Regions from separate parts of the Mus musculus genome. Here regions 2 and 3 are each linked to region 1. Evidence: chromatin loops called from intact Hi-C (ENCODE). Cell type or tissue: heart. All regions are shown on one strand. Region 1 holds the start of Kit (KIT proto-oncogene receptor tyrosine kinase). Region 2 has its middle 140 kb from the start of Gm32727. Region 3 has its middle 33 kb from the start of Mir7025.

What was found. Hi-C counts contacts between places; a loop is a spot of excess contacts. Peaks named below come from ENCODE experiments on the same cell type or tissue, not always from the same donor. Only the 100,000 strongest peaks of a DNase experiment are listed, where the experiment ranks them.
Region 2: it touches region 1 in a loop (4-fold over the local background); 5 of 42 quality-filtered maps call a loop at or near these places.
Region 3: it touches region 1 in a loop (3.0-fold over the local background); 6 of 42 quality-filtered maps call a loop at or near these places.

Annotation. Positions count from the first base shown.
Region 1 is chr5:75,571,835-75,579,834 of GRCm38, reverse strand. It overlaps Kit (KIT proto-oncogene receptor tyrosine kinase), which reads right to left and starts at 4,848. Exons shown (of 21, transcript NM_001122733.1): 1 at 4,717-4,848. The coding sequence starts at 4,783. In heart, a CTCF peak has its summit at 4,042 (motif pointing left); DNase peaks (open chromatin) are centred at 4,024 and 4,874; H3K4me3 peaks cover 2,957 bases; H3K27ac peaks cover 1,583 bases; H3K27me3 peaks cover 2,713 bases.
Region 2 is chr5:75,831,203-75,839,202 of GRCm38, reverse strand. No RefSeq gene overlaps it. Among named protein-coding and RNA genes, the nearest start is that of Gm32727, 140 kb to the left of the region's middle. In heart, no CTCF peak of the experiment used is centred here; DNase peaks (open chromatin) are centred at 3,392, 3,872 and 4,272; H3K4me3 peaks cover 639 bases; H3K27ac peaks cover 520 bases; H3K27me3 peaks cover 210 bases.
Region 3 is chr5:75,205,485-75,213,484 of GRCm38, reverse strand. No RefSeq gene overlaps it. Among named protein-coding and RNA genes, the nearest start is that of Mir7025, 33 kb to the right of the region's middle. In heart, a CTCF peak has its summit at 3,417; no DNase peak of the experiment used is centred here.

The DNA of each region.
Region 1 (8,000 bases):
CCCACCCTCCTATCTGCTGTCCCTGTGAGGCCCCAGCAGGGGATTGATAAACTTCGTTAAACTGATATACAGTGTTTGCTAGCCTTGCCTGTGCTTAAAGCTTGGTCCAGAGAGTGGCAGAGCCGTTAAGGCAGTGGTTTCCAGCCTGCTGTGGGTCAGAACCCAGCCAAGGGCAAGTTCGTGAGGGTCCTGTACTCCTGGGGAAGTAGTCCAGGAAAACCCCTCCAATTCTGTGTCTGCGAAGCCACTTATGTCTAATAAAAGGCCCCTGGGACCAGAGGAGGGGTTTGCCTGGATTCTTGATCCCCAAACTTTTATCCCAAACTCTGCCCTTTGGTGGGAAGTCAAATAAGGGGATGCTAACTACAGAGGTAGGGAAGGCAGCACGCATCAGCAGATTTTTTTTTAAAAACCTAGTCATCGAGGCATAAATTTCATCTTAATACCAAAAACAAAAAAGCCAAAAAGTACAAGCTGTGTAATCTTCTTTTAGACCACTTGTGGTTTTTTTCTCTAAGAGACTAAGCTGAAAGAGGGTGATAAAATCCAAGTGCGCTGGAGACCACCCACTTCCTCTGAGGGGCTCCCGCACTAAGCGCACCTCACACAGAACCTCCAGCAATCACCCCCCAGCTTCTGCACCCTGACCCCCTTCCCCCTTATACAGATGTGGAAAGCGACCCTCAGGAGGGTTAAACATCTGGTCCCTGATCACATAGTCAGTAAGTGGGATTCTGGGATTAGAACTCACAGATGTTAATTCCAGAAACCAAGCTCTTAACTCCGATGCCACCTGCCCTAAATAGTAATCAAACTTAGTTACATTCTGTAGACCGGCTGGAAGCCTAGCCGTCAAGTTGTACACGGGAGCACGTGCCACAGCCAAGAGGGAACCGGAAGCATGGGATAGGTGGAGAAATGATCAGGTCGGAACACTCAGTAGGCACCGTCTCCCGTGTTTTCTAGAAGCATCCAGTCAGTCGAACAAGCATGCCCACGAGCTGGCTACTGACTTCAAACAACTTTCTTTCTCAGAGACTGAAGTCGGATGATGGCTCACACATCCATCCCCCCAAACAGCCAGCAATCTGAGCCAGGGGGCCAGTCTTGCTCCCAGGTCTCTCTCTCTCTCTCCTACGTTTTTTTTTTTTTTTTCAACAAGAGCCTTGCTGGATTAATTAGCCCTCCATTCCAATGTCTCCCTCCCACTGGCAACTTCCTTCCAAGCTCTGCTTGCCCCGTGAAAATACCGACTGGTGCTGTTGAAGCTGCATATGAAATTTTGCATACTTGGATCCCGATAAATGTCTTTTAATCCCACTTTTGGAAAAGTTACCACACATGACTACAGCACTTTCCACACCCCAGCCTGCCAACTCTTGAACCTAATTCATTCTGGAGAAAGGAGACTGTGCTCTTGCCACCTAGATCCAGCTAAGAATTGCTCTGGACAGCAGCATGGCTGGTTTGGCTCATTTCCTCGCGCCCTTTCTTTAATCGGCTGGAGGATCCTGGAGGAAATGACTCAAGACTCCTAAGAGTAACTTCTAAGGACTGTCAACAACAGTGGCAAAAACCCATGACCAAAACAACATCTGCAACTTCAGTGAGCGACAGGGAAGCCCACAAAACACTCCTGATGAGAGTCTCCTCTGGGACTGCGGTGAGTGGTCACTGTATTTCACCGTACTTGGTCACACGGTAAACAGCCACTGAGATCACCAGCCAGTTATCAGGGACACATATATAATGCTGTAGTCCTTGCTATTTGAGGGGGGCTGGGAATGGTTTTCAACTTCATTTTAGAGATAACTTATCTTCCCTTTTCCCCACCAAAACCTTCATGATAGTCTTAAACACCCCTACCCAAACTATACAGTAGTGGATCCTCATAGCAAATTAACCCACTCAAATTGAAAAGACCAAAATGTGCTAAGACAGGTCACCTGAAGTCCTCTTAGCCAAAGCAGCAGTCCTGGGCCCCCAGAACCTCTAACAGGATGGACTTATAGTAACCACTCATTAAATACTTTTGTCTTACTTTACATCAGATTCTGGTGAGTTGTATAATGGATGCACAGTTGGGCACACGGAGCTGAGCTCCGGTTCCTTCACTGGCTGTTTTGGGCAAGTGACTTATTCTCCAATTGGAAAACAATGGTGGAATAGGAATAGACACTGTAGTGGTCTAACCTCCTGGGCCCCTGAGTACAGAAATGGCAGGCAAAGCCCTCAGTATGGGGAGCCTTGCAGACATTTACTGATTGTGAAGCCCCAAGTATGCACAAAACACATCCATGATATGATATTTAAAGCACAGTAGGAAGAGTGTTGCAAAAGCATGGCATACATGATTTATAACGTCATACGAATGTGTGGATGGATGGGGAGAGCCCAGAATGGGGGAGACGTGGAATTATTGAGGATCTCTTCAAGGAACTATCAGATTATCTCCAGCAGGATCGTAAGCCAGAATGCCAGGTGCGTGAATGACCATGAATGACTAGGGACTTGCACCTGCAGGAACAGGGGGTGTGGGGAGGGGGAGGAGGTCTGATTCACTGTTCTAGGACCATCCTGTTGAGCTGTAAACCCACTGTGAATGCCCCGGAAGGAGGGGTTACTGCAGAGCAGGCACTGGTTAGCCCTCCAAAGGTTACAGCATAAACAAAAACACAAAACTGCTTCCTGCAAAGCCTGGAGCAAAACCGTAACACACACACACACACACACACACACACACACACACCCCAAAAGGCCCTTAGACAAGAAAGCTGCTTTCTGAAATTGTGAACTCCTCAGATCCTTCGTGATGCAAATGTCTTCAAGTACCTTCCGTGGAAACCAAAGTCCCCCCCAACACACACCCACTCCCAATTTAAATGACCGCCCAAGGGCACAAAACCAAGGAGGCAGAATGGCTGAAAAGGAGGCCTGAAACGGGAGAGACAGAGAAAGGAATTACAACACACCCTGTGCCAGGAATCAGACCTTCAAATTCCCTCTGCCAAAAAGTTATTGGCCAGAGCAGACTAATCAGGGGGAAAATGCAAACCATTGACTCGTTTCTGTTTTCAAAAGGGAACTGTGATCTTTGTGGCGTTCCACCTTGCTCTAAAGCAGAACAAGGTGGAAAACGTAAAAGATCACTGGGGTCATTTTCAGCTAAGTGGTCAAATATGCCTAGGAATCTGAACACTCATTTGTGACCCTTGGTGACCCCTCTTCTGTGCGCGCAGAGGTCCAGATGCAAGACTTCCCCCACAAAAAAAAAGCCCTCTCCCAGCCTTTCAAAAGCATCTAGGGAGTGAGATCTGGAAAACGCAGTCAGCGGTGGGCTCAAAACAGGTCACAGAGATGCTGGCCATCTGACGCCTTATTGCAGCGTGCAGATTGTCTCTAGCCTATAGCATCAAGGTAACCTAAAAGGGTTTCTGGTTTTTGTTTTGAAAATGACCTAGGAGGGAGCAGGGCTTCAGGACTAAGCAGGCAACCTGCACGGGCAGTGCACCAGCGACACCTGGCAAAAAAAGGGGCAGGGCTGAGGAGCTCCGGAACCTTAAGATCTTGAGACCCAAGTTACCCTGCAAAAGGTAACAAGATTTTCCCAACAGCTTGAAGAAACAAATGCTATTTGCAGAAAGCTTACCCCTTCTCCCCCACCCCCTAGCCTCCCCAGGCAGCCCTGAGTATGGCTATCACGTGGGAGAGGGTTTCTGGATCTCGGGATTCCCCTCCAAAAAAAAAAAAAAAAAAAAAAAACGGCCACCTGCGATTACAAGTCGCATACACTGAAACCAGAGGTTTCCAAAGCTGGGGAGAACTGACTCGGTCCTGGTCCAGCGCGCACGAGGTGGCAAGAACAGCTGCGTCCCCGCACGCAGTCCCTGATTCCCAGAAGCTGGCGACCAACGTAGGCTACAGCAGCTCCCTGGCGCGTGGCAGCAACGAACACCGTGCGGCTGCAGAGAGGGGCGAGCCCCTAGCACGAGATTTACAAAAGGAAAAAGTCTGCAACCTAGCGGCTGCTCGCCACACGCCCGGCTCAAGTTGTCCCCATAGCCGCCACCTACAGGCTCGTGGGGTCCCGCCCCAGAGCCTCACGCCGCGTGCTCCCCGTGCAAAAAACGGAGTTGGGTGGGGGCAAGCAAGCCCGAGATTCGTCTCCTCGGGTGGCGCCGCGCACGATGAGAGCGGCTGCAGTTGCGTCCCCAGCACTGTGCACAAAGAGCGCCCGAGGTGGGGAAGCAGCGGCCGCAAGAAAAGGCTCTCCAACTTTGCCCGGCGTGTGTCCGGGACCCGTGGGCTGGTTGTCCCAGGCGTCGGTCACCCACGCGCAACTTTTAACAAAAAGGAAGCCGTGGCCGCACCTCGCTCGGAGAGAGGACGCTCTCGGTGCGAAGCCCGAGGCCGCCCGCCCCTGCCACCCGCGCGCAGTCGGCACAAAAGCATCACCAAACTCGCCCGCAGCCTGCAGCTCGCTGCCTGGGTTCCCAGAAGACCCTCGGCCCCGGGTCTCCACCACCCGGGCTGAGGTCTCTCAGCTCAGGTGAGCGAGGCGGGCCACCAGAGTCCCGCGGCCGCCTACCACCTTCGAGGTGGTAGGCATGGGAAAAGCCAACAGCTACCACTCCGGACGCACCCAGGTGGCACCCCTCCCGGACCCGGGCTGCGCCCACAGAGGGTGCAGTCCTCTTGTCTGCCGCTCTTTCCCACCTGTCTGGCCACGGAGCAGGACCAACAGGACGCAGAGCAGATCCCAGGCGCCGCGAGCGCCTCTCATCGCGGTGGCTGCGCTAGACTCTGAGCTCCTCTCTCTGCTACAGCTCTCGCCCAAGTGCACCGAGCGCGGCAAAGCCGAGCCCCCAGAGCCACTAGCGGCGCGCGACAGCCCCTCCTCCAGCCCTCCTCCCAGCTCGTGGCCACGCCCCTCCCTTCTCCCGCCCGGGTCGCACTCCCTCCCGCTGCCTAGTGCCCGGGGCTCTCGGGCTGCAATAAGCTGATCCCGGGGGCGCTGTGCCCTCTAAGACCAGGAGCCCCCACAGGCCCTCCACCCTGGATCCTCTTCCTCCTAGCACTCTCCCTCCATCGGTGGTCCTTCAGTCCAGGCGGCTGGCTGGCCACGCAGGTGCTGCCCGCGCTTTGTGAAGCCCAGCGCCACGAGCGCATTAGGTACGGGCCAGCCACCTGGCAGGTGCTCCCTAGACAATAAAGGACAACCACCGGTCCCTCCAGCAAGCTCCGGAGCGGGGAGAATATATTCGGCTTATGGTGGAGGTGTTACTAGTCGGGATTGCCGGGCGAAGGGATTAGGAAACTGGGTCCCCAACATTTATTTCTGTTCCTGTTGGTAGAGGAGGACGGATCGTGGCACCCCTGACCTCAGTAAAAGACCGAGCCCACGTTTAAGTAATTTTTCATGCTCAGTTTCTCCACCTGCTGCGAAACCTGTAAGAATACAGCTGATTTCTATTGGCCAGCGTGGACCTCCACCCAGCCAAGCTCCTGCTGAGACTTGTGGAAACTGGGCCAGTGGACTACAGAGGCATCCTGTGAAGGAGTTAGCTTTGAAACTCGGTTTTTAAAACCTATTTGCATTTGGGTGCCTTTTCTCTTGTGTTAATTATTTTTTTAATCTCACCCTCAACACCCCCCCCCCGCCCCATCCCCTCTGAGTCCCCCTTTCCCCAACTCGATCCGACTGTGGTCTGCCTTAGGAGCAAGATAAAAGCAAAATAATTTCCTTTTAAAGTTTTTTTTTAATGTGTATGAGTGTTTTACTTACATGAATATGTGTGTGTGCCACGTGTGTGACTAGTGCCCAGGGAGGTCAGAAGGATGTCAGATCTCCTGAAACTAGAGTTACGGATGCTTGTGTATCATCTTGTGGGTGCCTGGAGCCCAACTACTCTTGTTCTTTGTTTGTTTCTTTGTTTGTTTGTTTGTTTGTTTCGAGACAGGGTTACTGGCTGTCCTGGAACTCACTTTGTAGACCAGGCTGCCTCGAACTCAGAAATTCGCCTGCCTCTGCCTCCCAAGTGCTGGGATTAAAGTCATGCGCCAACTTTCTTGTTCTTAACTAATTGACCCAACTCTCCAACTCCTAAAGTAATTCTCTTAAGACAATTTCTACCTAGGGACATTTCACAGTCACTGTGGCTATCCGGGGGTGGACAGTAACAATCTGGGTTTTTATAGTATCCGGGTCTACAGTTAACGTTATGAAGTAGAGAAGATAAACGTTTGTTTTGGGGGTTCTTTAAGTCCCAAGATTGTACACTTAATAGTGTTTAAGTGTGAGACCTCAAACCAATATTTTTTCTGGTATCGTTTCCCCACATATTTTTTTATAATTTGTTTACTTATTTATTATTTGTTTATTGAAGGTGCTTCATGTGGGTGTCAGAGAACAACTTTGAAGAGTGTGTTCTTTCTCTCCACTGTATAGGTCCTGGGACTCAGGCACCTTCCAGCTTGGTAGCAAGAGCCCTAGACGGTCCAAATGAGTGGTCTCACTGGCATCCTGACAAATGGATTAAACAGCCCTACAGAATGCTTAAAAGTGTAAACTAGGGCAGACACACACCACCACAAAAATGTAATAAATTGGAAGGTAGGTAGATAGGTGGGTGGATGGATGGATAGATGGATGAGTAGATAAATAGATAGATGGATGGATAGATAATACAAATAATATTTTTAAGAATGGAAAAATAAAAGGGAGATAATCACTGGGGAAAATAACAATTTAAATACACATGGCCTCATTGAGTATCATCAAGAATAATATATCACTTCCCAGCTTTCTGACATCATTTAATATTGAAGCCATCCTTTCGGATATTGACAGGCTTAAGAAAATTCATTTTCCAAACTATTCACTTAAAATGTGTCAGTACTAGAGAATGATCAAATGACCCAGGTATATAACTGCCTCTCCTGACACCACTTAATGTGTCCCTTCCTTAAAAAGTGCACTTTGGAGCACCTTCAGGCCAGCAAGGAGGAGCGAGGCACTGTTAGTAGATGTGGCCCCGTGCTCACCATCCGTGGGATCTGAGATGGGAGCCCTGCCCAGCATCCTTGTAACCAGTTCTGGTCATGCAGTTGCAGAGGGGCATCGAGCTACACTTTCCTCTTGGGTTGACAGACGTAAGTGATAGCACTCAATACTCCTAAACTTCTAGGATCTTGACTTACTTCTAAATCCATCTTGTGTTAAGAAAAAAAAAAAAGCTACTATGAGACTATGAGTTAAAAGATTAACATTATGCCTGAGAGAGGAAAAATTACATTTTTTCTTGTTCAATCAACTGACATTGGAGAAGATAGCATCTCCAGAAGTGTGTTGAAAAGGAAACCATATTGCAATTTAATTCCAGGCAAGAAATTTCTGTTCGGAAAAAAAATAAAAGCAGAGTAGGGAATTATACTGTTCTAAATTGTCATCAGCGTTTACCACTCAACAAACATTATTGAATGCCCAGGACTTGCCAGTAGGCACCAAGGCCTACACACAAATTAATAAGACAAGATCCCCGCCTGTAGGAATTCACCATGTGATGGGGAAAACAGCCGTTCTGATAAGAGGCAATAACATCTGAGAATAGAACTCATGTTGAGCCAGGACACTCCACAGGCCATATTGGCTAGTAGAATATTGAAATCTTATTGCACTGATTTGTTTTTAAAAGCCACCCCCTAAGCACATTCCTAAGTGGCCCCGTGTTCCAACCCACTCCTGAGACACCCACCTCACATCTCCTTAGAGCCAGCAATTACAGGTTGAACGCTGCGCACAGCAGAGAGCCTCCAGGACCTGTGCTTTTAGGGTTGTTAGCTATTTTCAATAGGACCCCCTGCCTGCTTTGTACTGCAAGAAGACATGTGCAAGGTGCTATTAGTGCAGGGCTATGGGAATGAACCACGTTACAGATAAGCACTGTCCAACTGAACATTTTCAAAGATGGAACTGTTTTCTCTCTCAGGGAGAACGGATG
Region 2 (8,000 bases), 260 kb before region 1:
CCAAGGTGTAGTAATAATACACTTTTAAAATCCCACCCAGCACTTGGAAGGCCTAAACAAGTGGCTCACTTCTAGCTAGCTTTAGGATAGCTTAGGCTATATAATGAGTTCAAGGCTAACCTGAGCTACATATTGAGAACCTGTCCAAAAAAACAAAACAAAACAAAAAACAAAAACAAAACAGAACAAAACAAACCAAAATAAAACCAGGAAATAAAGTCAACAGAGTGGTAACATGCTAGTTATAAACTGAGGCTACTTGAATCATGGTTCATCCTGCCAGCCTTCCTATGGTCTGCCTTCTACAGTGAGCGTGCCCTCAGTTGTTACCCTTTAAAACCAGACAGGAACAGAACACCTGAGCCTGACTCAGAGCTTGGAGGCCAGACAGAATGGCCAACAGTAGCTGACTGTAGCCAAACCACAGCGAAAAAACAAGTGCCCGTGACCCAGGACTGTTTGGTACGCAGTCCTATCACAGTAACGGTTAGCATCTGTATTGCCAAGGAAAGGGTCTCATGTAACCCAGGCAGGCTTGAACTTGCTATAGAGTGACCTTGAACTCCTGGCCTTCCCATCTCAACTTTTCAAATGGCAGGATTGCCTCGGTCTACCACCATGCTTAGGTTTGCCTAATTTGAAAACACAAAAAAGTCTCTGTCGTGCCCTCTGGGAAGCCACATGTGCCATTGCAAGGTGGCGCTGGCTACCACTGGCCACCACGCATAAGTTTGGGCAAACAACCAATGTGTACATATGCAGTAAAGTTTTTTGCCAAGACACTGCCTGGCCTGGGCATGATAATGAGGTTCTGAGAGTATAACCAATCAGATGTGAGACATGCAAATGAGGTATGTTAATGAGGTTCTGTGAGGTACTGAGAGAGAATAACCAATCAGATGAGGAACATGCAAATGAGGTATAGTGCATAACCAATCCGGGTGTGAGACATGCCTCTCCTAGGCCTATATAAGCAGCACCAGTTCTGGGCTCGGGGTCTCTTCGCCTCTGCAATCAAGATCTCCCATTAAACGTGTGCAGAAGGATCCTGTTGCAGTGTCGTTCTTGCTGGCGAGTTGGGTACACGCAAGAGTGCCCTAAGGTGTATTTCTATTCTATATAAAAGAAAATAATAACGGGTTAAATGACTTGAATGGACTAATATCTGGTATATCCAGCATTAATGCCCATATTACCTCATTCTACAGCTTGCTACCTTTCTGCCTTTCTCACGTTGTTCGGGCCATTTTGTTCCTAAAGATATTTTAAGTAAGTAATTTATTGTTTGGTTTTATTTTTTTAAGTGTGTATATGTGTACATCTGTGTAAGGGTATGTGCAAATATACTACATGTATGCATGTGTACACATGCGCTGCTTGTACATGTTTGTGTGGATGCATGTGCATATTCACAGCATGTATATGTTTTTATGGACTCGTGCATATGTTTTACATGTATATGTTTATGTGGATGCATGTGTATATGTGATGGATGTACTTGTTTGTGTGGATACATGTGCATATGTGTTGCATGTATGTGGATTCATGGGTATATGTGTCCTATGTATTTTTGTGGATGCATATGCATATGCACCAAATGTACATGTTTGTGTGGACACATGTATGTATGTGCTGCATGAGCAGACCAGAAGGTGTCGTCATCCTCTCTCACCATCCACTTTACTCTTTTGAGACAAGGACTCACTGCACTGAAGCCCGTTACATTCACCGAGCTGGGTGATCAATGAGTGTCAGGAGATCTGCCCGTCTCTGCCTCCCCAGCCAGGGGTCATGCGTTGCATGCCTCTGCTGGCTTTTACATGGATACTGAACATCCAAACTCAGGTCATCATGTCTGCCCAGTCAGCACTTTACCAACTGTGCCATCTTTTCTGCCCCCTCAAGATCTCTATCGTGCTAAAATGATGCTATAATAGCAAGTAAGTTTCTTCTGCTTACCAAAGCCGAGAAGGAAACAATGGACCGCCATGTTGCAAGCCTGAAAAGTGTCCTTTCTTTCAACTTGTCAGCTTACACCACGTTCTGTCTGATACCCTTAGACCTCCGTTTCCTCCTTTGCCCACTTGATACTTGATGCTATTCATCTTTTTAAGGTTTCCACTAGGACTCCAATCTTTTCAGGCTGGGAAGCCCTGTGCTGAAGGCCAGCTTGGCTTAGCACCTTGCATGTTGTCAGTACAACAAGCCAGAGCCAGATGCAGCTCACTGAGCCGAAGAGCAACCTCTCTCCTGACAGCTTCGTGGGCAGAAAAGACACCTCCATCTGATGTGTTGTTCAGAGGAAAAGGCAAAGCGGAGTACAATGTGTATTGTATGCTATTATCTGCATATCTAAGAAGCAAGTCCATCTTTGAATGGTACATCTGTGTAGAAAAGTGATAGTTCCTCAGGTGGCTGAATTTGATGGCTGCCATGGTAAAAAGAAGCAGGAAAGGATGAATTATGGCTGACTATGCCTTTAATGCTTTTTATATTGCTTTCAAAATATGGATAAACTCTTTAAAGGAAAGGTATCTACCTCAGCCTATCATTTACGTGACTGCCATGTTTGTGTCTTAAATCTGCAGACATTAAAAAAAAAAAAGAATTATTTATTTTCTGCATAAGAGTACACCATAGCTGTCTTCAGACACACCAGAAAAGGGCATCAGATCTGATTACAGGTGGTTGTGAGCCACCATGTGGTTACTGGGAATTGAACTCAGGATCTCTGGAAGAGCAGTCAGCACTCTTAACTGTCAAACCATCTCTCCAGCAACAGATCTTCAGACTTTTACAAAATGATTTGAGAAGAGGAATTAGCCCAAGAGGAGGAGGCACTTTCTGGAATATTCTCTTTTTTTTCCATATTTGGGGCCATATAAGCATCCTGTAAGTCCCCGAGTGAGGACAACAAGGACAAAAGGAAGTGACCTGAACAGTAGCCCTTGGCTTCTACAATCGAAAGTGTTGCCTCGTTCACAGGCCCCAGTCTGTAGAGCCAAAGACCCAACCCATTCAGTTGGGTTTATGTTTAAAGACGCAACATATCCTCAGATTTTACTCTGAACAGGACAGTTCATTTGAACGTTGCCAAAGCCCTAAGCCTTAATGTTGCACGTGGCCCCGAAGCATGTTTTTCTGTTAAATTATAATCATCTCACCGGAGTAGATTGATTGTTTCAACAACAGCCATCTATGTCCATTCATAAAAAAAAATAAATAAAGCAAAGTAAATAAATCAACTTCCAAATCGCGTCCTTCTGCAAACACCAGCTGCACAGGAAGAGGAAGGCAGCCTGCGAGCAGCCCCTGGAGCACAGGCTGGGCTGGCGGTGGAGGAGAGCGGAGCCAAGCTGCTGCCAATACCATCTCCAGCCCACAGGAAAGAACCTCGGCGGAAAGCGAGGAGGCAGAACAATTGTGTGAACTTAGCTCCGGTTCTCACCCGCGAACATCTGGCCACCGCGTCATGTGTCATTTATTTGATTCAAACCTGATCTGGGATTACGCACCGTGACACTCTCTTCAAGAGGGCCGGGAAGGACGCCATCAGAGACGAGGGAGCACAGAATCACCTCAGTAGCAGAACAGTGGAGCGGCTGAGAAGCTGGGTTTCTGAAATCACCCATTCACGATGTCCATAATCCTGCCCACTCTTTTAAGGGGGACATCAAATAAAAGCTGGAAGCCAAGAGGTCTCTGGGAAAGCCCTCCTGTTGAGAACCGCAGGAAAAACCAACCGCGGAGGAGGATGTCATCTTGGGATTGGCCCTTCGGAGGGAAGAGCACTGCTTTAAACAGTGTGTTTGCAAACACAGATGTCAGGGACAGGCAGTTTATTTTTAGAGTTCCGCATATCACATTTCCCCACACTGATTCCCTTTCTTATCTTTTTCTGCATCAGAACAGCCAAACAGGATTCGAGTGATGCTTTGAGATGGCTCAGTTCCCTGCATTGTGTCTAGAGCCTCGAATGCAGCAGACGCTTAGCTCCAACGTGGCTGTAGTGGCTTCATCCTCACAACTTCGGTCTTTGAACTGGAAGACTTTGGATAACCGTCTCGTGGGCTTATTCGCTGGCAGTTACAAATCAGTCTGGTGGTAATTATGCCTGCAGATCAGCTATTAAGTTTATGTGCTTGTCAAAATTTGACTCTATGCTCCATTGAAATGTAATTAGAGCCACTTAGAGCTGGTCAGACGCCAATCTTAAGACTCTGACTGATCTTGATGACTACAGGATTCGTGTTCAGCTCACCCTGGGACACCCTTCCGCTATTCCACAGACATCAGGGACTGGGAGAGCAGGACACCAAGCTGAAAGGAATTGAAAGCCCTGAGGAGCCAAGGAAATCCAGGGAGGTCAGACGCCAAGTCTTACATTTCCTCTGGGCAGAAGCTACTGATGGCAGGATTTTAGATTGGAGGAGACTGGGCTGGCATACCATACATGTAAGAGACTTGAAGAGTTTTTAGTTAACAGTTTACTCTCTCTATAAAAACTCAGACAGGACTTACAATGCACTAACCCTGCTCTAAGTGTTTTGCAAGTATTTACTGCTTTTGTTCCCAAGGCGATGTTCTACATAAGGACGATCATTATACCCAATTATTAGGTGGGACATTGAGTCATAAAAAATTAAAATAACTTGCATAGAGCAAAAGGAAGACTTTTAAACACTTCTTCCACCAAATACGTTATTTCCTCTGCTAGAGATGTAACCCCCCACTCCGTTTGTTTGGCAAACTCTTCCTCCTCCTTCAGCATTAAAACTCAAAGGCCACTTCATCTGCCGTCAATGAACTAGTGACCTGGCCTTGATTCTGACTTCCTCTACCTCTCTGGCGAGGCTTATGCACGTCTCTGCTAGCCATGAACACATTCTGTTTCAGCAATTTAACCTCTCTGTCTGTAAGTCAAAGGCCACATCTTACACTTCTTGGCTTCCCTCTCCCGAGTATATACTGCCTGGAAACCAGCAGGCACTCTTGCAAATTCTGCCTCAAGCTCCTTATCAGACTCCATTCTCACTTGCCCTTTAGGATCCAGCATAGAAATGAGCTCTTGTAGAAGCCATCCTCCCCCGATAGACCTGGGCTCTGATGCCTCTCCTGCCTCATTGTCAAGTCACCGCGGTCCTGTGTACAGCATGACAGGACAGTAATGCCTGAGTGCCTGCCTCAATCACAGTTATTAGGTTCTTAGTCTGCCTCAGTTTACTGCTTTGTAAAAACAGAGTGAAACCGATACCCCATAAGCTTTCTGCATGTTTTTTTTAAAAAAGACTGTGTATGTCTGTCTGTCTATCTATCTATCTATCTATCTATCTATCTATCTATCTATCTATCTATAGGCAATCTTAAAAAGGAAGCCATAAATTTGAAAGACAGCAAGGGGGAAGGGTACATAGGATTTGGCGGGAGGAAAGGAAAGGGGAAGATAAAGTAATTATATATATAATTATATATGAATATATAATATGTATTATGCACATGAGGTAATTATAATCTATAATTATATAAATATAGAAAGGATTATAAAAGATTTGTTTTATTTTATACAAAACATTTTATTTTATTTTATTTGTTTTATATTTTATTGTTTTATATGAATGTGGCTGCCAGGGATTGAACTCAGCTTTGTCAAGCTTGGTGGCAGTCACCTTTACCTGCTGAGCCAGCTCATCAGCCCATGATCTATCTACCTTTGTAAAAATATGAAAAGGAGAAAACTGGAGCTGAAGATGTGACTTATAGGTTAAAAGCACTTGCCACTCTTTCAGAGGACCCAGGTTCAGTTCCTATCGCTCACATGGTGACTCACGACCATCTGTAACCCCAGCTTCAGAGGATCTGATACCCTCATCTGGCCTCCACGAACACCAGGCACTCACGTGGTGCACATACATGTATGCAAGCAAAGCATTCATATGTATAAAATAAAAATTAATAAATCCTTTCTTGAAAATCCTTCATTTTGCTGATGGGATATACTTGCATTTTAATAGTATTTTTTTGTAAAATTAAAAAATATTAGATTGTAATACAAAAGATGGAATCAACTCCTCTTGGTTGTTCTTTATATGAGTGCCTTGGTACTCAAGGACCTACCGATTGCTATTAAATAAATGTTTACAAATGCTTTTAAAATAAAAATAAATAAATAAAGTTGTGCAAAGCTTTGAGGGTTGTCCCAGGCAAAAGTCAACAAGACATTCATCCATTGTAAATTTAGTGATTATTTTTTTTTTTATTGATTTACCTACTTATTTGCTAAAGGAATTATATGTCATCAGTTTTTCAAGAATAGGTATAAACATTTCCCCTGGGCAGAAGCTACTGATGAATCAGCTACTGATTCACTAAAGGAATTAGTCAGTGAACAAATGCAGAAGGTGTAAAAGTCACCTGAGGACAACTGGCCAGAGTGCAGAGAGCGCGTGCAGGCTGAGATCCCAGCCGCAATAACTGTCTGTACCATCAACACCCCAGGGCTCAGGAGCCATCACAGAGAGGTGGGCAGAAAGTCGTAAGAGCTCAAGGCTGGGGAGAACCAGAGTGAAACAGCATCTTCTGAACATGGCAGGGCCGTTGTACTCACGATCACAGGGCAGCTGTGGTGCTTATGTAAGACCTGAACCAGATCAAGCTGGCCAACATTCCAGCACTGGGTGGGCAGGCATTAGTCAGCTCACACCCTTGAGGAGTCGTAGAGGGTTGATGGTTTCTGGGGGAGGAACAGTCAGGTCTTTTCAAGGGGATTGTCCTGGTGGGTCAACCAAGCTCCAGGAGATGGCCTTGAACCCATGATGTATGAGCAGAACAGATTGGACTCAGTGGGTTGTGGGAGGATAAGGGGGGAATCTGAGAGCACTTAGGAGAATAATGGGGGCAAATGTGGTCAATGCACATTGCATGAAGTCCTCCAAGAATTAATAAAAATGTGGTTTTTAAAATCACATGAATAATTGCATTAATTCAGTTTTCAGTTGTCATAAATGACCACCTTAAGGGGGCGGCATCTCTGCCAATGGGTTATAGGCACCCTTTGCTTCCTTGGCTATGCAACCTGAGGAAAGTGATGGGTTCTCATAGCTTCCAATCAGAAATGTTTTGAGAATAAAGCCTGCTAACACTTGAAAGCCAGAGTTTGGTGAGATGGAGAGGATCCTTTAAATGCTAAAAGCACAAATTTGCAAGCACCCATGCCAGCTCTGGATTGATTTGCTGGAGCTGACACCATGGGATGCTAAAGCTGTCCCCACTGAGGCCCCCTCCCCCAACCCCATTCATATCAGAGCCAGGGACACAGTAAATGATTGACATTTAAAGTGTCCGGATTTGGGTGTTGTTTTTACACAGTAGTCAAGGCTTCCTTTATTTAAGTCAAGCCCAGTCGTTATTTACGTTCTTATTTTTTGCTAGTAAAAATGGCGCTTGCTGGGGAGATGACTCAGCGGTGAAGTGGTTGCTGAGCAAGTGTAAGGAATGGGTTCAGATCCTCAAGGCTGTGTAAACACTGGGCATGGCTGTACACATCTACAATCCAAGGAAAGGGGGTAACCGGGAGGCTCTGGGGACTCGTGGGCTGCTAGGGTTGTAAATGGTGATCTCTAGATTCAGTGTGAGACCCTAGCCTAAGAACATAAAGTGAACAAGAAACTGAGGAAATATCTCAACATCAACCTCTGGTCTCCATATATAACCACACAGGTGAATAATGCCCCCATCCTCAACACACACACACACACACACACACACAGACATACACATACATATACACAATACACACACACACAGACATACACACAAACACACACACATATATACACACACATAGACACATACACACACATACACACAGACATACACACACAGACATACACACAAAAATAAACACATACCTACACATACACATAGACACACAGACACACACATACAAAAACACACACATATACACACACATAGACACATGCACAACACACTCACAGACACAC
Region 3 (8,000 bases), 370 kb after region 1:
CTCTCCTGCCTTACACCCAGGATAGCCAAAGATGGATGAAAGAACAGGATTCTTCCTGTGAACTAAGACAGAGTCGTTTAACCCCGCTCGTTTCAGCAGCTGAGTCGTGAATGAGGACAAGAATTTCAACAAACGTTTTTGAGTTAAGGGTAAATGATTGATGGTCCGTGTCACTGTATGCACAGATGCCGGGCGTCATCATGGGCACTAGAGACACCAAAAGACTGGCCTCGTGAAGCCCACAGCCCAGCCGGCAATCAGAAGACGGATGAGCATTTGAAAGACAAAGGCAGCGAGCGAGCTGTGGGGATGCTCTGTAATAAGGCATGGTTTAGGGGGTCTATGAGTTTATCTCAAGGGAAAGGGGGAAGCAGTATGACTCGCTAAACAAAGACATGGTGGCACTCAGAGAAAAGAACATTCCAGGCAGAGAGAAGGCCATGTGCCAAGGCCTGGAATAGCAAAGAATATATTACAGTAGTTAGAAGAGAAGCAAGCAGCTCGACCAGAATGAAGGGAGAGAGGCACACAGCAATGGAAACAGGGTCACTTAACTCCTGATTGAGTTGGACTTTCCCTATAGACAATAAGAAGCCACTGGTTAGCCTTGAGCCGGGAAGCAACAGTACCGGTTGTAATGTTTTTTTTTTTAAAATGGCCATTTCTCTAGTTGATGTGTGGAGGATGTATAAGAAAGGGAAGTATAGCCAGGCAGTGGTGACACACACCTTTAATCCCAGCACTTGGGAGGCCGAGGCAGGCAGATTTCTGAGTTCGAGGCCAGCCTGATCTACAAAGTGAGTGGCAGGACAGCCAGGGCTACACAGAGAAACTCTGTCACAAAACAAAACAGAAAGAAAGAAAGAAAGAAAGAAAGAAAGAAAGAAAGAAAGAAAGAAAGAAAGAAAGAAAGAAAGGGAAGTATAAAGCCTTGATCTGCAGAGGCTGGGGCAGCTCTCTGGATGAATGGGAAACTGTACTTAATCTTGGCCATGGGACTGGAGTGAAGGTAGGATGCAGGAGTGACCTGGAAACCGAACCTGAGGGATGCCAGGAGTTATGAGAGGAAATCAGAGCAATACCCAGGACCAGGCTTGAGAGCTGGGTATGCATATCAGAAGACCATATCTCGGTGCTCATTGGAGGACTTCCTGAGTTTGAAGATCCTGCTAGGTCTCCTAAGCCAGTAACTGGCTCTGTGAGTTTATAGTTCAGAAGAGAGCAGCATTAGAAACCATGAGTGTGTAGATGGTAAAGGAAGCTGTCTTAGGGTTTCCGCTGCTGTGAAGAGACACCATGACCAAGGCAACTCTTTATAAAAGCAAACATTCCATTGGTGCTGGCTTACAGGTTCAGAGGTTTAGTCCATTATCCTCATGGAAGGAACCATGACAGCATCCAGGCAGACATGGTACTGAAGAAACTGAGAGTTCTACATCTTGATTGGAAGACAACCAGGAGAGACTGTCTTCTGTAGGCAGCTAGGAGGAGCATCTCTTCCCTACTGGGCAGAGTCTGAGCATAGGAAAAGCCCACCTTCACGGTGATTCACTTCCTCCAATGAGGTCAGACCTTCTAATAATGCCACTTTCCATGGCCCAAGCATATTCAAACCATTACAGAAGCCTAAAAATATGAAGGGAAGGGAGATCTGGGGGATTCTACTACCAGTGAACAGGCAGACAATACAAAGAAGAACGCTGAAGCCTTCTTGCACTTTCTCATCTAATCTCTCTTTTGCTGTGGGTATCAAAAATGGAATTATTGCACATAGTAGACGTTTCTTATTACCTACCCTATATCCATCTATCTTGGGTCTACCTATGTCAGAAAAGGTCTCTGTGCACTCAGCTAAGAAACTACACTTCCGGGCTGGAGAGATGGCTCAGCGGTTAAGAGCTCAGACTGCTCTTCTGAAGGTCATGAGTTCAGATCCCAGCAACCACATGGTGGCTCATAGCTATCTGTAATGAGATCTGATGCCCTCTTCTGGGGTGTCTGAAGACAGCTACAGTATACTAACATATAATAGGTAAATAAATAAATCTTTAAAAAGGAAAGAAGGAAGGAAGGAAAGAACGAACGAAGGAAGGGAAGAAACTACACTTCCCAGCACCCTTTGCAAATGAGAAAATGGAAGTTGTTGAATGAGACTTCTAAAAGCCAGCTTCTGAGGGAGCCTGCGGCATGTGCCCTGTTACTGCCCTGTTACTCTCCTACCTGTCTTTATTACCTCCCTGGAGCTGAGGCCTCATGACTGGGACTCCAGATTTCATCATAAAGCAAAAGGGAGTAACCTTGAGAATAGCTGCTGTCCTGTAAGGCTGAGGAACGGAGAGAAAGGTGTTTTCTGCATCTCTGGCACTTGGAAAACAACCTCAGATTTCATGGTAGCACTGAGACCTAATATATCTAATATATTATTCACAAGGCAATCAAACAAGATGGTGAATTCTAGAATGCAACTGTGCAGGGACACACAGAAAAGAACACATCAGGTCAGGCTAACGTGCTAAAAGACAAATCAGGGAAAATGTCCACATTCCTTTCAGGGTCTTGAGCTAGGGCTGCAACTACCAAAGTTAATACCCAGATGCCCCCCTGGGGCTCTATTAGCAGCTGAATATCTCTGGATTCCAAGGGAATATTAATTCCACATATTGAAAAGAGCTACAAAAATAGTGTCCATTGTGATTACAATCCAGTAAGGATAATTGAGTGATTTCAGAACTTGGAAAGCTCCGGTCTTTCAGCTGTGTGGGGTACACATCCCTATTTAGTACAAAGTTCCTTCATAAAATTTTGGAGAAAGAATTCATATATAAATACGTGTATGTGCACATTTATCCATGTGTGCATATTTATCCATCTCTCTCTCTCTCTCTCTCTCTCTGTGTGTGTGTGTGTGTGTGTGTGTGTGTGTGTGTGTGTGTGTGTGTGTATACACTGTGTTATTATAGCTCCCTTTAACAATAAGTTGTAGGCTGACTTGCAGCCTGGTCTCCCTCCCAAAGATGCCCTGGAGGTTCTGGTCAACCTAGAAGCCATGGCATTTTCTAAACTCTCTTTCCATGTAGCCACATTCTTTGGCAAAGGCTTGGCTTAAAGATGTGCTCCCCGAGTGTGAAGTACATGAGCCTGCCCTATTCCTCTCCACCCATCTTGAGCATTGCATTGGTGACCTTCAGGGAGCTGAAGACTGGGAGCTATACTGGGACTTCCCTTAAACAATGGAGAGGAGTTTAAAGGACTGGTGTAATGATGCACTAGAGATAAGCCAGGCCCACTAAGTAAACATTAGCACAACAGGAGGAAAATGTCTACTTCCCACCCAGACAAAGGAAACAAGGATGTGGCCAAAAGAGAACACTTTTCAACATTCTTGGAGTTTCTGCTGCTCTCTAGCAACCCCTTGTGGAACTTTTAACAATTTGCAATTCAGGACCCACGAGGATCTACTCCTGACTATTATGTCTAGTCCTCTGATACCCTAAATGCATTGTCCTTGTTCCAGACACAAGAATATAATAGAATCTGCCAGAGCTTCACAGTGATGAAGAAAAATTATCAATGAGCCCCGTTTGCAGCACACCAGTAAAACTCAACTTATGAGAACCAAGTGAGTTAAAATACCCATCCTGTCTGTCTGTCATGAAGGACCTTTGATGATCTGTTGAGGGATGTGAAGGAGATAAAGGGGTGCTGGGCATAAGAAGTATAATCAAATCTATCATCATTCTAGAAATAGAACCGTGTTTGGTTGGGTGTGCTTCCATATGATGGATTAGGGCTAATACATTAAGGCAGACATGCTACACATGTATGTTGGGTAGTTTTATGTCAACTTGACACACACTAGAGTCATCAGGATGAGGGAATTCCCTCCATTGGGAAAATGTCTCCATGAAATCAGTCTGTGGGTAAGCCTGCACAGCGTTTTATTAATTAGTGATTTATGGGGGACGTATCAGGCCATTATGGACGGGGCCCTCCTCATATTGATGGCCCTGGGTTCTATAAGAAAGCAAGGAGAGCAAGCCATGAGGAGCAAGCCAGTAAGCAGCACCCTCCATGGCTTCTGCATCAGGTCCTGCCTCTAGGTCACTGCTCTGCTTGAGTTCCTGTCTTGACTTCCTTCAATGATGAATGGTGACAGCCAAATACACCTTTTCCTGCACAGCTTGCTTTTGGGTCATAGTGTTTTGTCATGGCAATAGTAACACTAAGACACCAAGGCAAGGGTGTGAAACACAGAGAAAGAGGACAACTCCTGCAACCCCATGATGTGGGTGAGGACACCCAGAGGCCCACCAATCATGCAGATCACCTGCAGTAGGAGGCACTACAATGTGCAAGTGTGTGCTAGAGAGATGGGGCAGAAAGAGAAGCAGAACAGTTTGACCATTGTGAAGGGAAATGGAACTGGAGACAGGAGGGAATACAGGAATAGTCTGTTGTGAGAAGCCAGTCCTGCCACTTGAGTCCATGGGTGAAGTCCCAGCCCATGCTGTCACTGAGGGCCATGTCTGGGTCTGTGGCCATGCAGCACCAGGGGTCTGTGTCAAGATCTGTGGCTCATATTACCACTAAAGGCCATGCAGATATCCCTGGTCTGGGCTGCCACCTGGGACCACATTGATATCCAAGGGCTATGCAAAGTTGGCCCCTGGAGAGCTGGCTCTACTTCCCACTGGCTGCAGCATTTGGGAAAGCAGACCCCCACACCTCACCTAGGCCACTGGTCCTGGTTGCAGGAAAGTAGAGTGAGTGGCCAGTAGAGTTGGCTCTGGTAGCAAGATCATGGTTGAACAGCTCAAGGGCATGAGTACAAGAGAGCTGGCCCTGCCATTCACCTGCTGTGCAATGGCATGGGCACGGGAAAAATGCCTAACCCCCTTCCTTCATTCTTGCCACCTTTGGAAGAGCTGACTCCTAGGTCATTAGAGCAGGAGAGTTGACCCAGCTCCTCACCAGCTACAGCATTTGGGAGAACAGGTCCCACACCTCCACTGGGCAGCACAGTAGAGCTAACTCTGGTAGTGTGGGTGCAGGCGAGCTGGCCCCCCAGGGCAAGAGAGCAGGAGAGCTGACCCTATCCCCTTGCCAACTGAAGCATTGGATGAGCTAGCCCTGGTGGTATTGGTGCAGGAGAACTGAGTAGCTGACCAACTCAGCTACCTCCCAGGCTCAAATCCAAGGCCTTGAGTTGGCCCTCCTTGGGGCAGCATCCACCTCATCTATGAACTGCTGGAGCACATAAAAGGGCCAGTCCTGAAGATTCAAAGCTGTCGGATCTCCATGACACAGGGCAACAACAGGGCATCCAAGAAGAGTCCCTGTGAGGATCCAGCATTGATATAGTATTACAAGTCAGAGACCTTGCACAAGACCAATGACTCATCACAATGAACATTTGCAAATAGAGATGTGTAGGCAAAAGAACGTACTGTGGGACACACTGTAACGCTCTACAGCTTCTCAGATAAGAGGGTTTTTTTATATTTTGTTTTGTTTTATTGTGTTTTTATTTTGTGGGGGATGTTGCAGGGCATAGGGCAGATACAAAAGGATGGGGAGATGAGTGAAACTGAGGTACATGATGTGAAACTCATGTTCAATAAAAATGTTTTTTAAAAAGAGGAGAATGGCATGCCTATAAGAAAGTCTCATAAAATAAATGTATAGTAGTCTGTTAGAGAGAGATGGAGACAGACAGACAGAGACAGAGACAAGAGACGGTGTGGAATAAAGCCATGGAGGGAGACAAGAAGAGAAGGATTTGGTGAGTGTAGATGCTTTCATAGAAAGAAAGAGCTTTGTATCTGGAGGTGGGCTCCTGCTCTGACTGCATCTTTCCCAGTTCGTCTCTGTTGTAGGTTTGGTTCAGTTTGTGTGTTTGGTTGGTTCGTTGTTTGTTTGAATGTCATCATGATCCCGTACAGCATCTACTCAGGGCTAGACTTGCCACCACAGTTGTTTGTATCTTCTCTTCTATCCAGCTTTGCCTGAGAATCAAACCACTGACCCCTAACCCTGCAATCAATCCCTAACCCTGCAACCAATCCCTAACCCTGCAACCAATCCCAAGTGCATAGCCACAACTAGTTCCTTTTCTTAGTATTTCCAATGTGGACTGACAGTGACAGGAAAACATCCCTGTAGGCTCATGTGCTTGAGCACTTGGCCCCAGCTGGTGACGCTGTCAGGGAAGACTGTCCAAACTTGGTAGGTGGAGCCTCCCTGGAAGAAGTGCAACACTAGGGGCAAGGCTTGAGGGTCTATAAACTAGCCTCACTTCCTGTCTACTCTCTTCTTCCTGACAGTGCACTGAGACCAAGCATCTCAGTTCCTGTCATCATGCCTTCCCTGCCAAGGTCCTGTGTTTGATTTCCAGTCCCACCAGTAACATGACAATAAAACAGAATGACTTTGTGTGATGTCATAAAACTGATATAAAATGTAACAACAGGGGGCCTGGAGATCAGGGTCAGCGGTTAAGAATGCTTACTGCTCTTAACTTCAGGGGCAACTCACAGATACCTGGAACCCCAGCTCTTGTGACCTCTAAAGGCACCTGCAGCCACATGCACATACCCACACACATACACACAATTAAAATTTTAAAAAGTAATACTTTTGAAACAGGAGCTTACTATGTAGCTCTAGCTGACTGGTGCTTACTATATAGCCCAGGCTAGCTCACTGTGTAGACCAGAAATCCTTCTACATAGGCATCCCAAACACCGGGATTAAAAGCAACAACTAGCAGAGCAGACCCAGCATAAATCTTTGTTGTTGTTGTTATTGTTGTTTAAATGTCATAATAGTAGTACTGGATAGATATGATCAAATATATATACCAAATATATTGTATGGAAGTTTCTAAGGATAAATAAAATAGTATTTTTGAAAGTGATGGGAGTCTGCATATAATAAGCATACTCACTCATATTCATTAGCCATCTGATCTGTTGCTGGCCTTTCCCAACAAAGCGGGCCTCTCAAGAGAACAGAACAGTCAAGGAGACTGTATTCATGGTCCCAGGTAGAGAGCATCAGGAATACTCTCCTGGGCTGCTCTGTAGCAAAGGAGCTACAAGGAACTAGACTGGCTGGGTTTCACCTACTGCAATCTACACAAAACTCTACACTCAGGAAACAAACAAACAAACCTAAGTCAAAAAAGACTCCCTGTCATGTACACGCATGCACACAAGTTCAATTCACAGTTATCCTAGTTAGAATGTTTCAGGACTGCTTAGGTATTGACTAACTCGGCCATCATTTAAATTCAGTTTCCAGTTTATAAAAACTCCCCACTAGACTCTCAATTCCTATTGTTCTCAGCACAGTGGTTGGGAAACACAACAGAATAAATGTTTTGGAAAGGAAGGTAATACAGGAGGAGAAGAAGAAGTGAAACAAAAGAAAACGGTCTTTCCTAGCTAAGAGGTGCTATTGTTACTCAAAAATGTGGAATTTCCACAGAAAGCCCAGGACAATTAAAGATGCTGAGAGGAAAGGCCTGTCAGTCAAAGTACAAGAGCAAGATGGTGACTGAAGGGGCTCAGTAGACAATTCTAAATTCCCCAGACCATTTTCTTCTAACTCTACTTGGTCCCAAAAGGTCACAGATCGCAGCAGGATGCCAGCTAAGGTGAAGCTGCTCAGACTCATGGGTGCAAAAGTGAAGGACCACAGCTGTCAACTCTGACAGTGCCCTTTGGCCCCACCCTTCCTCACAGCTGGAAGGATGGAGGAAGATTTTCCTCCACTCTCAAGTCACTGGCTTAGAGCACCCTGAGCAAGTGGCTGGCCCTCAGTTGTCGCATAACCCAAACACAGGCCACTGTGTGCCCTGCTCCATGCTGAAGCTCCCCTCTCCGCACACTCTGGCCAAGTTGCTCCCATCAGAACCTAGGAGCCCAGCGTCTGAAGAGGAATTGAAGCTGAACAGTGCTTGCTTATTTGGAACCAGGATCAGGTTTACCATCTCGGTG